Linked DNA regions of Homo sapiens: regions 1 and 3 are each linked to region 2. A link is a contact called in ENCODE Hi-C or POLR2A ChIA-PET data. All regions are on one chromosome and are shown on one strand. Each heading gives the region's core, a stretch centred on a gene start or an enhancer-like site at or near the end of the contact. The rest is flanking DNA. Distances are from core to core; before and after follow the strand shown.

Region 1 (4,238 bases), core at 265-2,764, 1.6 Mb before region 2:
TTGCTTAAGTGAATTACTTGTGATAATTGCATGGCCTCTGTACACAAATGGAAATATCTTCATTTTAAGAATTGGGTTTGCATTGTCAACGGTGTGTGGGACAGCTCCTGAGACACCTAAAAGATATATAATAGACAAAGTAACACTGAGAGATGCTCAAAACTACTGAGTTGAAGGAGCCATACTCTAAATAGAAGACTGTAAGCATTATGATACCATGTCAACACAGCTTAATAAAAAGCTACTTTACAAAGGGAGAAATATCGTTCCTAATGTTTTCCATAGAGTCAGTGAATGAATTGAGAAGTGGATCCAGGATTTCATGTATCAGCACCATAGGTTTTATCATTTATATAATCCTTTTTTCTGTCACTGTCAAGATTTTAAAGGGGGGATTATGGTTTGACTTAAAGAGAGTAGGCAATTCAGGCATACCACACAAAGCTGTTAAATCTCAGAGGCTTGAGATTTCTTGGCTCCTTTTAAGTTTTGGAAGCAGAGCACTCCTAGGGAATGCTATTCGGAATTGGCTTCATGGAGAAAATGTAGCTTTTGGGCAGTTAGCTTTTGAAGCTGAGAGAGGATAATAGGTTGGTGAACAAGAAGGCAAAAGTTGCTTCAGGTTTGAAAAATAAAGGAGTGAGGAGGTGATAGTCTTGTGAAGACTCTCACTGTAATAGTTCTTTGCAGGACCAAGTGGTTCTCCAGATCGAGCTCAATTTTCCCCTGAGTGCATTTTCTGAGTTGTGATAAAGCCCAGGTACCCTCTTACGGAGCGACTTATCTCTTTGTGCCCAATTGCTAGGGCTGTGCTATCATCTTGGCCAACTGCCCATTTCCTTTGGGTCTGAGAGAACATTTCAATTTAAATCTGATTGTATAGATTTAGGACTTGGGGGAAAAAAAGGTATCTGGAGTGACTTTTTTTTTTTTTTTTTTTTTGAGACGGAGTCTTGCTCTTTGCCCAGGCTGGATTGCAATGGTGCAATCTCAGCTCACTGCAACCTCTGCCTCCTGGGTTCAAGTGATTCTCCTGCCTCAGCCTCTGAATAGCTGGGACTACAGGTGCGTGCCACCACGCTCGGCTAATTTTTTTTTGTATTTTTAGTAGAGATGGGGTTTCACCATGTTGGCCAGGATGGTCTCGATCTCTTGACCTCGTGATCCACCTGCTTCGGCCTCCCAAAGTGCTGGGATTATAGGTGTGAGCCACTGTGCCCGGCCAACTTTTTTCTTTCTCTGCCTCCTACTATGAGAGTTCCCATCTTTGATGGATGACTCAGAATTCAAATTACACCTAGAAGCAAACACATCAGGCTTGAGGGTAGAGAGGGAGAGAAAAGAACAACTGTCCCATCTGTGTTTCATCCTGAGTGGGAGGTTCAAATCTAGGTATTGGCAGAATGAGATAAAGGAAGGAGAGATTGAGAAAGAGTGGAAGTGGGATGGAAAGTTATTAAGGGAAGTCATTCCAGGACAGTTTTCACCCACTCAGTAGATTACAGGACGCCATGGAAGAACTGAACTACCTCGGTAGGCTGCACCTCAGGCTCTGTGCAGACTAATGTTTTTATTGCTTAACAGGTATTGAGTCACCTTGTTAAATGCCATCCCTAATATAGAGATGGGCTTATTCCTTGCCCCAAAGCTATTGGGAGCCTAGTTAGGAAGACACGTAACACACACAGGTCCCAACACCACACAAGAATGGTGCTCCTGTCATTCTATTAAGTGGCTTACCAGGTGGAATGAAGTTATCTTGCTGGGAGTCCTCTGCCAGCGAGTTCAGTCTGATGAGAAATTTGAAATTTGATGCAACCACATTGCATCAATAGTAAGGGTTTTGGGAAGGCTTCGCTTTGCTATATGTTGAGAGAGACTTGATTCTTGGCACCGAGGAGGAGAGCTAATGGCCCTCACCCTGCACGTGCTTGAGTGTGAAGTGGTTAAAACAAAATTTTCTTTTACTTTTTAATTTTAGGTGATATTTTGATAGGGTCATAAGAATAGTGTTTCCTACCTAGGCCCATTGCTAATACCACTGTATTAAGTCTTCTTAGAAGCCCATGAATTCTCTGGCTAAAAAGTCCTGGGGGCTCCCTGTGCTAGACGTAGGGGGACATATAAATGGTTTTGAATTTCAGTTTCTATGTCAGTGAGAATTCTGTGCCAGAAAAGAGCATCTGCTCTTTATTTTACAGATGAGGAAATTTAGTCCCAGAGAGAGCGTGATTTGCCTCTTCCCTTGAGATTAGCCAGCAGAGTCAATAAGAAAAATCTAGGTCTTCTGATTCAGTCCAGTGCCTTTCTCTGTATGTCGCACTGTTTCCCTCATTATCTTGAGATTTGCTGGAGCCACAGGACTGCACAATGGTTGTGCATATGTGGATTTGAGTGCCACAGCTGAATTAACTCATGTCAATCTCAGTCCCAAGCCTGTTCCCACAACACGTGGTAAATCGTCACTCCTTGTGGTCTCAGAATTGGGTGCCTGGAGGATATCATAATCACCAGGGATAGTTTTTTCTGTTGCTGCCTGGTGCACACATCTCCTCTGCCTTGACTTGTCTGAAGTCTTTCCCTCTTTGAGGCAGGGACTGAAGGGGTGGAGCCCAGCTGTGCAAGTGCAAAGGCATGCAGCCCTAAGCTGAGCCTAATTTGAGCCCATTGAGTAGTACTAATTTTGACTCATTATATTTTTGAAAATTCAGGGCATAGGTTTTTTGTTTGTTTTTTGAGACAGAGTCTCACTCTGCTGCTCAGGCTGAAGTGCAGTGGCGTGATCTCTGCTCACTGCAACTTCCGCCTCCGAGATTTGAGTGATTCTCTTCCCTCAGCCCCCCGAGTAGCTGGGATTACAGGCACGTGCCACCACACCTAGCTAATTTTTATATTTTAGTAGAGTTGGGGTTTCACCATGTTGACCAGGCTGGTCTTGAACTCCTGACCTCAGGTGATGTACCTGCCTCAGCCTCCCAAAGTGCTCGGATTACAAGCGTGAGCCACCGTGCCCAGCCCAGGGCATAGTTTTAAGGCAAACGTAGTTGTGGTTTTAAGAACGCCGGTTTGAGGTGCACTGAGACTGAGCAGGGAGGGGTATTTGTTACTGTGGACCTGGTGATGAGGACTCCCTTATGTCTTCTCTGAGCTAGAACTTCTCTTTTGAATTGGCTTCATGCTTCAAACTCATGACCTCTCTTACCTTATTGGTTGGCAGGTTTTGTGCAATGGATTTTATCAGTAAGGAACTGAATTTAAATCTTGCAATTAGATAATGTGATTACTTAAGGGGACTTTCACTATTTTAGGCCGGGACTCCAATCAAATAAATCCCAGGCCCTGCCCAATCTATGTGCTCAAAATTTTCGAGTTTTCAGTTGTGATGGGTCACCCTCTGTATATTCTTACTGTAGTACACAATGCAAAATGTATCAAGATAATTAACTGATTTAGGTGTTCACAGTGCTATTATGGAACATTACTTCTTTTAGTGTGACACGCATTAGGCTCTATCACTTGTGTCATGCTAGCCTGATTAGCACCTCTTCCTAGGGCTGTACGCTGACTCTTATTTTTTTTGAGACGGAGTCTCGCTTTGTCACTCAGGCTGGAGTGCAGTGGCACAATCTTGGCTCACTGCAACCTCTGCCTCCTGGGCTCCAGCAATTCTCCTGCCTCTGCCTCCCGAGTAGCTGGGATCACAGCCACCATGCCCGGCTAATTTTTGTATTTTTAGTAGAGACAGGGTTTCACCATGTTGGCCAGGCTGGTCTTGAACTACTGTCCTCGAGTGATCCGCCCACCTTGGCTTCCCAAAGTGCTGGGATTACAGGTGTGAGTTACCGCACCCGGCCCCCTGACTCATTTTTAGAGAAGAAATGTTCTGTTTTCTAGAAGCATTTTCTAACTTCTCAAGGGGCCAACCGAAGTTTACTTTCGTTGTTCTTCTGTACGTGTGCCTGGTTTCCTAAAGCCCTTTGCTTGGGAACAGCTCACTCAGTGAGGCTGCCTGGGGTGTTGCAGCCTCAGGTGTTGGTGGTGTAGGGTTTTCTGTGCTTGCCCTTCTGCCACAACTTCTGCAGTTTCTCATTTCCTGCTCTGCTCCCTGGGTCCCAGGTACTGGTCGCTCATTTGGCTTTATTGCCTATGAGAGGCTTGGGCAGGTGGCATTGCAACACCTCTGCCTTTGTTTCTTCCTTCTTCCCATGAGGGCTGGGAGAACAGGAGGGAGAGAAGGC
Region 2 (4,388 bases), core at 1,539-4,038:
AGATTACTGTCTGGTTTCCTTGATTCCAGGTCCCTTTGCACACCAACTGCAATCTCTCTCCTCCATTTCCATTAGGTTAAAATGAAATTAGGTAACATATATGAAGTGTCTAGCATGGAGTTAAATAAATGCTATTCCTTATTTTTACAATTCAGTTTAGCAAACTTATCAGACAGCATTTCCTGCAACAAGACCAGTCACTGCTTTGAATAACTATACAACATTCATATGTATATATGAACACACACGCACACACACACAACATATTACTTTATACACACATATATAGACAGAGGGCAACAGAGGCTGTTCAACAGAAATCCATTGATTAACCTCAAGGGATTTGGATTCTCTGAAACGTATGCATCCATACAGGTACTTTTGCTTTGAAACATGAAAACCCCCATTCTCCCAAGCCCAGCTTCAGTTTCCAACCCTAACTAGAACTCCTAGTTCCAATCTCAGCCCAAGCACTCACCCCACAACTCAACCCCAGCTCTGAATCTGGAATCCCAGGTGGTGTCCTCCGTTGTCAATAGAGTTCTGTTCAGCATTCACAGGTCTCTCCATGCAGCCTTGCCCACCTCACCAACCTAATTTCAAATTGTTCAAGACCCATCTCCATGTTCCTGTGCTGGTGACCTTCCCCCAGCCCTGAGGAGACGGGTCTTCCTGCTCCCTTTCCTCATACCCAGTCTATTCTTTGAAGGTGACCTCCAGCTTCTCCCATCCCATGGAAAATTCTCTGACTGTAGTTCACCCTGATTCTGCCTTTTTTCTCTGGAAACAATTTACCACCCATGCTAGGAGTATAATATTGTTATATATACACAGGCAAGAGGGCATGGGACACTATCTAATTAACCAAGTAATTGGGATTAAAGTGTGAGAAAGTGAGTAAAGATGGAAAGCTAAGAGGAGAAGCCTGAGTGATTATTTGCTTGAGGCTTGTAAACCCACTATTGACTTACTTGGTGGCTAGCCTAGGCCAGAGAAAACTCAGTGTGCGTGTGGAGCTCCATATGGAATCAAGCAGCTAAGAAGCACTGAAAGTTTTCTCTGTGCCAAGAACTGAGGTAAGCATTTTATCTATATAGTATCATGTAAACCTCATGGCAACCCCATTAAATGCTATTGTTATACTATCTTTATACCAGTTAATCAGATGAGAACTCAAGTCTGAAATAATAGCTTAAGCAATGTCATATGTGTAGTAAGTGCTGGGGTCAGGACTAAAATCTTATTTTGCATGACTTCAGAATCTATGCTTTTGATTCTGGATCCTGTTTATGCACCTCTTTGGGCTGTATAAATGATGACAGCACTGCTTTCCATTCATAAATTTTTTTTTTTATAAATTCAATCATTGACAGATTTAATTGTCCTAAAAATACTTTCATGCAGAGGTGTCTAACCAATGTCCTGAGCTGCCTGTTTAGGGGCTACCCGATTCATACTGACTTTGGTGATAAGTTTGTGTCCGTTGCCCTCCACAGAAGGCCTTTTTGCCATCTTCTATTATCTCCAATTCCATTCTTATTAAATAGGGACATCTCTTCCTGCAGGTTTTGCTTTTACAGTATTTTGTGAATATGAAGGATTCTGTTATTTTCAATCATTTCTGATCTACTGATCCTGGATGTAAAGAAAGAGCCAAAGGAATTGATGTCAATAAAACTGAGGTCAATCTAGAAGTGTTCAGTGTTCATAGTACATGGTAATTGCCATAAAATCCTCAGTGCTCACAAGAATACTTTAAGAAATCTCCAAATTAAAATTGAAGAAAAGATAGAGACTAAGTTGGGAAATATTATAAAAGGCAAGATGAGAGAACTTGTGTGCTTTTGTTTTGTTTATGTTAATATTACATATAAACCTAGGTAGAAAATACAGCCCCTCTGAGCTAGGATGAAGGCATCAAGAACTTCCCCTTTCAGCAGCCCTCAAGGGAGGGACATGAAGTGGGGAGGATCTGCTTGGCAGGGGTAACAGTTTTATTACTGACACTGTTAGAATGGCTGGTGCATGGTCATAATAAAAACCAGACCTATTTTAGTGAGGTTTACTGTCATTTTAAAATTATCTACAGACAATGTACCTCCTTATTGCCTGTACTGGGGTGTCCCACTCCTCCCAACCTCCCCACCATATGCCACTGCCCATGTAATGCTAGAAGAGGTCAGGACCTCAATATCATGTCCCATGATTACTTGAGCAAGCCAGTCTACATCTTCTGTATAACACAGGAGAACCCAAGGGTGACACATAAACAATGGGCCCACTATGGGTGACAAAGATATGGAATTCTACAATATTTAACATATAAGTTTTAAAAACATTTAGAAATAATTTTCCATGAGAATTTCTACAGTAAACATTCTAAGATTTCAGTATTTTCTTCTGAGTCACACTAATTATTGAGTCTGCTTTACTCTGGACATTGGAATATATGGAAACATTATTGGCGAGGGGTAGAAGGCAAGGAGCAGTTGTCACCGGGAAAGGTTAATTGTGTATTTCTCTTAGTGGAATGATTTAGAGAGTTTAGGAAAAGAGCATGTGAATATAGCAACCTCCCTACCGTATACACTGTTTCTGATCAAAATTAATGAGTTGTGATCAAGTCAGATAAATGAATAGCTAACTAATTTTTTTTTAAAGTTCTTCACTGTTCCCTCCAAGTTGGAAAATGCATCTACTTAAGTACACCAACACAATCCAAGAAACTGTCAGCAGGGATTATCAGGGCAGCCTCTTAAGATTTGACCCATTGCCCAGGAGTCCACACATGACCTTGATCTCCCCGGTCAAACAATGTCTATAAATAATGCACTAAGCATTTTCACATGTGGGGTGAGCAACATTCTTCATATTTGCTCATGAATTCACATTGCTTCTTATGACGCTGCTTCAGTTTTCTGTGTAGTTATCTTTAAAAGGTTGATTACATGCTTTCCTTTAAAATGAGAGCATTGTGTCTGTGAATTTCAATATAAAGCCTAGGGCTGTGAACTGGAAGAGGAAAAAAAATAATAACATTCCAGTAACATCAAGTTAAATGTTTGATGAGTTTGTTTTGATAAAAACAGTTTATGTTTTTACTACTTTACATGTAAAATGAATGATTGCCAATCAGAATAGAGCCATTATTTTTGCATCTCGTTCTTAGATGGTTCTCAGTAGGGCATTCTGGAAGTCTGGATTAGCTGTCCAAGAATATTTTACAGAAGCTAAATTTGTCTCCTTCCAAATCATCTGCAAACCTCCAGGTTTACACAAAAACAATGAAAAGGGTTCTTCATTGTATTAGGAGCTTTTGAGTTGGTTTTGTTTTCCTTCCAGTTATTCTACTCCCTGTTAGTGGGCAATATACATAGGGCTGTGAGCTTTCATCTGACCATCTCCGTCTAGAAAATCCAGGTTAATGTTGCATAAAAGCATAGCCAATCTGCTGGAAGAAACATAGGATTTCAGAAAAGAATAAGCTAATGGCATGACTGAATTCTTTTCTTTTCTCAGAAATACACTTTTACCTTACCACTTAAGCTTAGACTTTTGGCTCTAACAAATTTTCTTTTGTAATGAAACTATATCTATCTGAAAAACAACCATAACAAACAAAGAAACAAAACAGAGACTGGCCCCCGTACCCGCTACACACAAAAAAACTCACAATGCCTGAATTTTCTATATCATTTAACACATTTTTTTCATTACCAGCTTTAATTGTATATCAGCTTTTCTGAATGAACCTTGTACAAAATGAAGGGATTTTATTTGCATGTTTTATTCCATATTGCTATGGACAAGAAAAGATTGTAATGGGGGAGGGAAGATGTAAAATGGACTCTTCAAACTGGGGTATTACTGCCATCTAGTGTGATGCACTGTAACCCAGAGGGGAAGGAAAAGATGATCTGAGACAATCCAATCTGAAATTGTAGGAGTTTGAGGGAGGGAAGAGAGCACTTCTCCGAAGAAATAGCCACCACCCTCCCGCATTCACCATGTAATGAATTCTTTCTCTACAAAAGCATTAGTATGTGGTCAAACAATACAAAGCAGTCTGTTTTGCCCAGCAAAATGGAGAAACCCTGGTCAATTCTAAAAGCAAGTTCTTTATGAGAAGGCACGTCCCAACTGTAAAGGTTGTTAAACGGCAGGAATGATTTATTCAAAGGAGGGATGGCCATATCCTTTGAAAACAGTCCAGATAGCCATATGTCTACTGCTTTCTGTAAGGACAGTCACGTTTGCACAGAGACAGGCAGACAGTCTTGATGGCATCTTTGTTCCCTTTCAAGCTTTCTGATTATATATAACAAAAATAATATTTGTTATTTATGCCCATAAGTGGTTCATAATATATGTGTTGCCCACAGAAATAT
Region 3 (4,312 bases), core at 232-2,731, 1.3 Mb before region 2:
CTTTAAATAAGAAATTGCATTTTTAAAAAACCATCTCTTCTCTTCTCCCTACAAAGGGACGAGGCTTTCCTACTCGGGTGAATATTGCCTGTGCTGCTTACCGAAGAAAGGGAGCAGTCTTGGCAAGCATCTTATTAGTCTAAAAATAAATTATTCAGAATGCAGGTTCAGATACAGATTGCAGGGAGAGATAATAGAATAGGTTTTCCAAGCCTGATCATGCTATGAAGACGTGGTGTGTGCTTTTCAGGAATCCACTTAAGTGGAATCAGCTTTGACTAATACATACTAGAAATAATATTGCTGCCATCCAGCTAGTGTCTGTGGTACAGCATCCTCAGAATGTCTTCAAGTATCCACGGCCTCTTTAGTCTCTGTAAGTGCGCATATGTAAAAGTGTATATGTATTCCCAAGCAAGCTTCAGAGGCATGCTTCTCATTGTTCTTTTAAGGAAATGTCTTCCTGGCCGCCTGAGAGGGGCATGTCTCACTTGAGGTTTGTCTCCCTCCTGCTCCCCCTGCCTGGGTGAAATAGTTGACCACATCAGCAGCCGACTGCAGTTTGTCATGTGGTTTCTCATGTGATGCTGGGTCTGCAGCACTTGGGAGCAAGAGTCTTTGTGACTGGCACTCATGGACAGACAGTGGTGTTCAGGGACAGAACAGATTTTGGAGGGGGTGGGGAGGCCAATAAACCAAGAAACGTCAGAAATAAAAGTCGCATGAAGTACTCTGATCTCTGTATTTCCTTTTTTTTTTTTTTTTTTTTGAAATTTGATTTTAACTCTTGCTTTTTTTTATGGTTTGTGTCTGTTTTTTCCACCCCCGCTGGCGCCGAGCTGCGCTGTTTTGTGTTTCTTTTTTTTTTTTTTTTTCTATTTTTTTTTTTTAAATTCTGAAGCCAGACCGTCTTTCCTCACAGCTCCACGGCTGCATCTCCGTGGGCACGCAAGCTTCCCCTGGTTACCTGAGCTGCTCCTGCCGTCTCCCGCCTGGGCTTCGCCGTGGTGCACCCGATCCCGGAATCGTGCGTCTGCGCCCTGCGAAAGAAGGACCTGCTGGCGGAGCTCCGGCCGGGGTCTCCTGCCTCGCAGCTGGGCGAGGGGACTTGGAGGACAGGGTGAAGCTGCAGAAGACCTGGGGTGGGATGGCTAGAGAGGACGCCAAGGACTGGGGAAGGGGAAGTTAGGAATACCTTACATCCAATGCCCACCCGTGCTCCGCAGGGCAAGGGCAGCCGTCGCCTCGGCCGCGTGCACCCAGCTCAGGCTGTTCCCAGGGATTTAGTCTGGGGGGACAACCCATGGCGAGATGTGGTGGCATTTTACCTCAGAGTGGAGCTGAAGATGGATAAACAAGGTATCTGATGTATCTGCCTGAGAAGGCAGAGCTGGAGAAAGGCGGAGCGAGGGAGCGCGTGAAAAGAAAGAGATGCCGAATGCCGGGTGATTGTCTGCCGCTTGCTGTGCATTCTCATTCTAGGGAGGATGGCATAATTTATAACCCAGCACATGGATAGAGGAACTGTAAATTGTAGTCTGGATGTCCCCGGCGCTGTCGACGAAGGAACTGATGGGCTAGGTGACTGTACCAGTGTCCCCAGAGAAAATCGCAGCCTCGCAGCATGGATTTAAATGCATGTGCATGCATGTAGAGACATGAAAAAAGGTTTCTGACCATTTTACACAGGAAGTCTGTCACTTTGCTGGATCGGGCTTGATTGCAGCTTGTGTTTTCAGCTCCAGTTCAACACCCATTTCCTGACTAGTGAGACAGCATGGCCAAAGCAGCTGCATGCAGAATTTTCTTTTTACTGTGAAAGCAAGCCCCCTCTGTTTTAACTCCTTCCAGTTCTGAATGCTCTGTGCTTTGCTAGGACCGATTGTGGGGTTTTGTTTTCTTCTTCTACAAATCCCTGTAAACACAGCTGTATTCAGTAATGGCAAAAAAATTCTATCCTGTAAATAGAAATCTGATCAATTTAATCAAAATAAATGTATCCCAGATGACTTTGAGACCAGCTGGCTACCACAGGCTTCAGATGCTAAATGCTCAGTGGAGATGAATACAGTGTTATATTTACATGTTTCAGAGTGCCGGGATCAGCCTATAATTTGCAAAAAGAAATTATTTTCTAAAGACGAGAGGTGGTCCTACCAGCTCACAGCTGATGGTTAGGTACAGGTGTAAATGCTGTTCATGTGATTTGGAGATTTGCAGTGTTGCATTTCAAAAGGCATGTGCCATGAGGCAGAGTATGGCTGTTGTTAGTATGGAGAATGCTTGCTTCTAACTTGCTGTTATGGAGAGCCGAATGCCCTCTGAATAGCTTCTAGTGAGGTTGAGGGCAGGCACTTGAGGCTTGTTGTAGATTCAGATGTGAGAGCTGGGGTTCTCCAACCCCAGCTCAGTGGAGTCAGCTCAACCCTGGGGGTGAGGAGGTTTCCCAGTTGTCATGGGGAGCTCTTCTGGGACGCCTGTCTGGCCCTTCCACTGTTTGTTACTAATTCTACAAAGGCAGCTCTGTGTGTTGGATTATGTTTGGCCAGCTGTTGATGCATTCCTGCGGATGGGGCTGGGTGAGGATCTTATTACTGTACTTTCAAACTGTAGATCTGTGTGCAGGGATAGTACAGAAGGAAAGGAAAAGCAATAAGTTACAGAATCTGATCATTCTTACCTCTTTCTCCAGATAGTCCTAGAGTGAATCCAGAAAGGCTTTAAAGTGAAAAGAGGAAAGAGAGAGTAAGTGATTGGGGGTGGGTGGCATGAGGAGAAGAGAATGAAACAGAGCAAGCGCACAAGAGAAAAACAGCCTTAGAACTTCAAAGCTGCATAGACAAGCAGAATGTCACCAGCTTGTAATTAGCGGTTCATGGTTGCGTCAGTGACTGTATCTATCCAAGAATAACTATGTGATATGTGCCACAAAGTGAAGAAGATAGTCATAACTAAGTTATCAAACCCAGTTCAAACAAGGGCAAATGGATTAAGAAATTTTCTGTTTGTAAATCAAATACTGATGGATTACACAGATAAGACTTAACTGAATTCTGCGTAATTGAAGGCTGAATTATCAATTTGTCAGGGGGGATATGTTCATTAAATGAAACTGTGAACGCTTAAACATGCAAATTAATCATGCGAGAAAATATCAGTGCAAGCTCTATCAATACAAGATGTTTTACTAAATAGCCAAAAATGGCACTGCCAGTCTCCTATCTCTGTATCCACACATAAATTTTTTTGTTTGTTTTTGTGCATTTCAATAGAGAGAAGTCAAAAGTTACATTCGAGTAAATAGGGTAAATTAAATTCTAAAATTCCCACTTTAGAATTTAAAAAACAACTAAGGAGTTTTGATTTTTGGTGATCTCCCGAGTTTAAACCTTGAAGGAGCTTTTGCTGTCTTGAAGCCAAACAGCAGCTAGTCAGTAATCGTTATGGGAAGTCAGGGTACCACAGTTGTTGAGATTTCAAGGCCACGTTCACTTCCCTCCCTTGTCTCTTGTGCTTGGAGATTTGGGTGCTACTACAGCCTCCACAAAGAGACAGTGGGAGGAGCTGATTGGTCCGTAGGCTTAGAATGTTTACTCTTATTTGTTTTCAGTGCTCCTCCATGGCATTCATTTTCTGTTTGTATTTGTGTTCATGCTGCACAATTACTCCTGACCTGCTTTGTTTCTCTGCCCAAAGAGAAGTCAATTTTAGTTCAGCTCTGTGTGTTTAGCTTGCTGGGTAATATGTGCATATGTATTGCATTACCCATGTATGCATTTTTCTTTTTTTAAAATGTGGATTAGGGAAAATTGTAGCATGGAAAGCTGCATATATTAAATCAATAGCTTTTTGAATCACATGTAATATAATTTAAATATACTCACTTTGAGGTTGCCAAAACTGACATTGTCTGAGCCCGTTTAATTTACATCTTCGATTTAGTCAAGAAGCGGAACCTGCCAGATCAGAATAGTGTATTCTGTGCACCCAACAGGGTGGAAGACATTATTTTGTTTGTGTTAGTTCAAACAGCTGGTCATTAATGCAGTCCCCATTTCTAGAGCGAAGTGCTGCTGGACATGAATGCCCGCCTGATTAATGCTGCCCCTCCGAGGGTCCTTCACCCAGCAGTCATGCTCGCAGCAGAATAATGTAGCATGATGTGATTGCACTCTAACAGGATAGTATGTCATTGTGTCACCAAGCAATTGAGGTTATTATGGGGCAGGGCAGACAGACGGGACAGTGGGGTTACTAGACCGTAGCATTTTTAGAAATACAGGCCTGACCTACTTAGAGTTATTCTCTCTGG

Evidence for each region. Hi-C counts contacts between places; a loop is a spot of excess contacts on that map. ChIA-PET counts read pairs that join two places held with the same protein, here RNA polymerase II (POLR2A). Pooled maps may share reads with other maps.
Region 1: a map with no recorded cell type shows a loop between it and region 2 (5-fold over the local background). The contact joins two enhancer-like sites. A Hi-C loop is called at or near these places in 1 of 37 single-sample maps with no recorded cell type and 1 of 50 pooled maps. POLR2A ChIA-PET finds 5 or more read pairs at or near these places in 1 of 52 experiments (GM12878).
Region 3: a loop to region 2 is called in a map of IMR-90, with 6 times the contacts of the local background. The contact joins the promoter of NBAT1 here to the enhancer-like site in region 2. A Hi-C loop is called at or near these places in 3 of 168 maps with a recorded cell type or tissue (IMR-90 and posterior cingulate gyrus) and 11 of 50 pooled maps. POLR2A ChIA-PET finds 5 or more read pairs at or near these places in 1 of 52 experiments (SK-N-SH).

What each region holds. Positions count from the first base shown.
Region 1 is chr6:21,867,982-21,872,219 of GRCh38, forward strand. All of the region lies in intron 4 of CASC15 (cancer susceptibility 15), which reads left to right. Among named protein-coding and RNA genes, the nearest start is that of CASC15, 200 kb to the left of the region's middle. RefSeq lists a silencer at 3,977-4,026. Within about 2 kb of position 1,515, at least 2 of the 41 ENCODE cell types and tissues checked have a DNase peak (open chromatin) inside an H3K27ac peak, as active enhancers do.
Region 2 is chr6:23,442,726-23,447,113 of GRCh38, forward strand. The region is part of intron 4 of LOC105374976 (a long non-coding RNA gene); the gene reads right to left. All of the region lies in intron 2 of LOC105374975 (a long non-coding RNA gene), which reads left to right. Among named protein-coding and RNA genes, the nearest start is that of NRSN1, 680 kb to the right of the region's middle. Within about 2 kb of position 2,789, at least 2 of the 41 ENCODE cell types and tissues checked have a DNase peak (open chromatin) inside an H3K27ac peak, as active enhancers do.
Region 3 is chr6:22,145,712-22,150,023 of GRCh38, forward strand. It overlaps NBAT1 (neuroblastoma associated transcript 1), which reads right to left and starts at 1,482. Exons shown (of 3, transcript NR_034143.1): 1 at 1,329-1,482; 2 at 968-1,040. The region is part of intron 9 of CASC15 (cancer susceptibility 15); the gene reads left to right. RefSeq lists enhancers at 1-8, 2,634-4,312.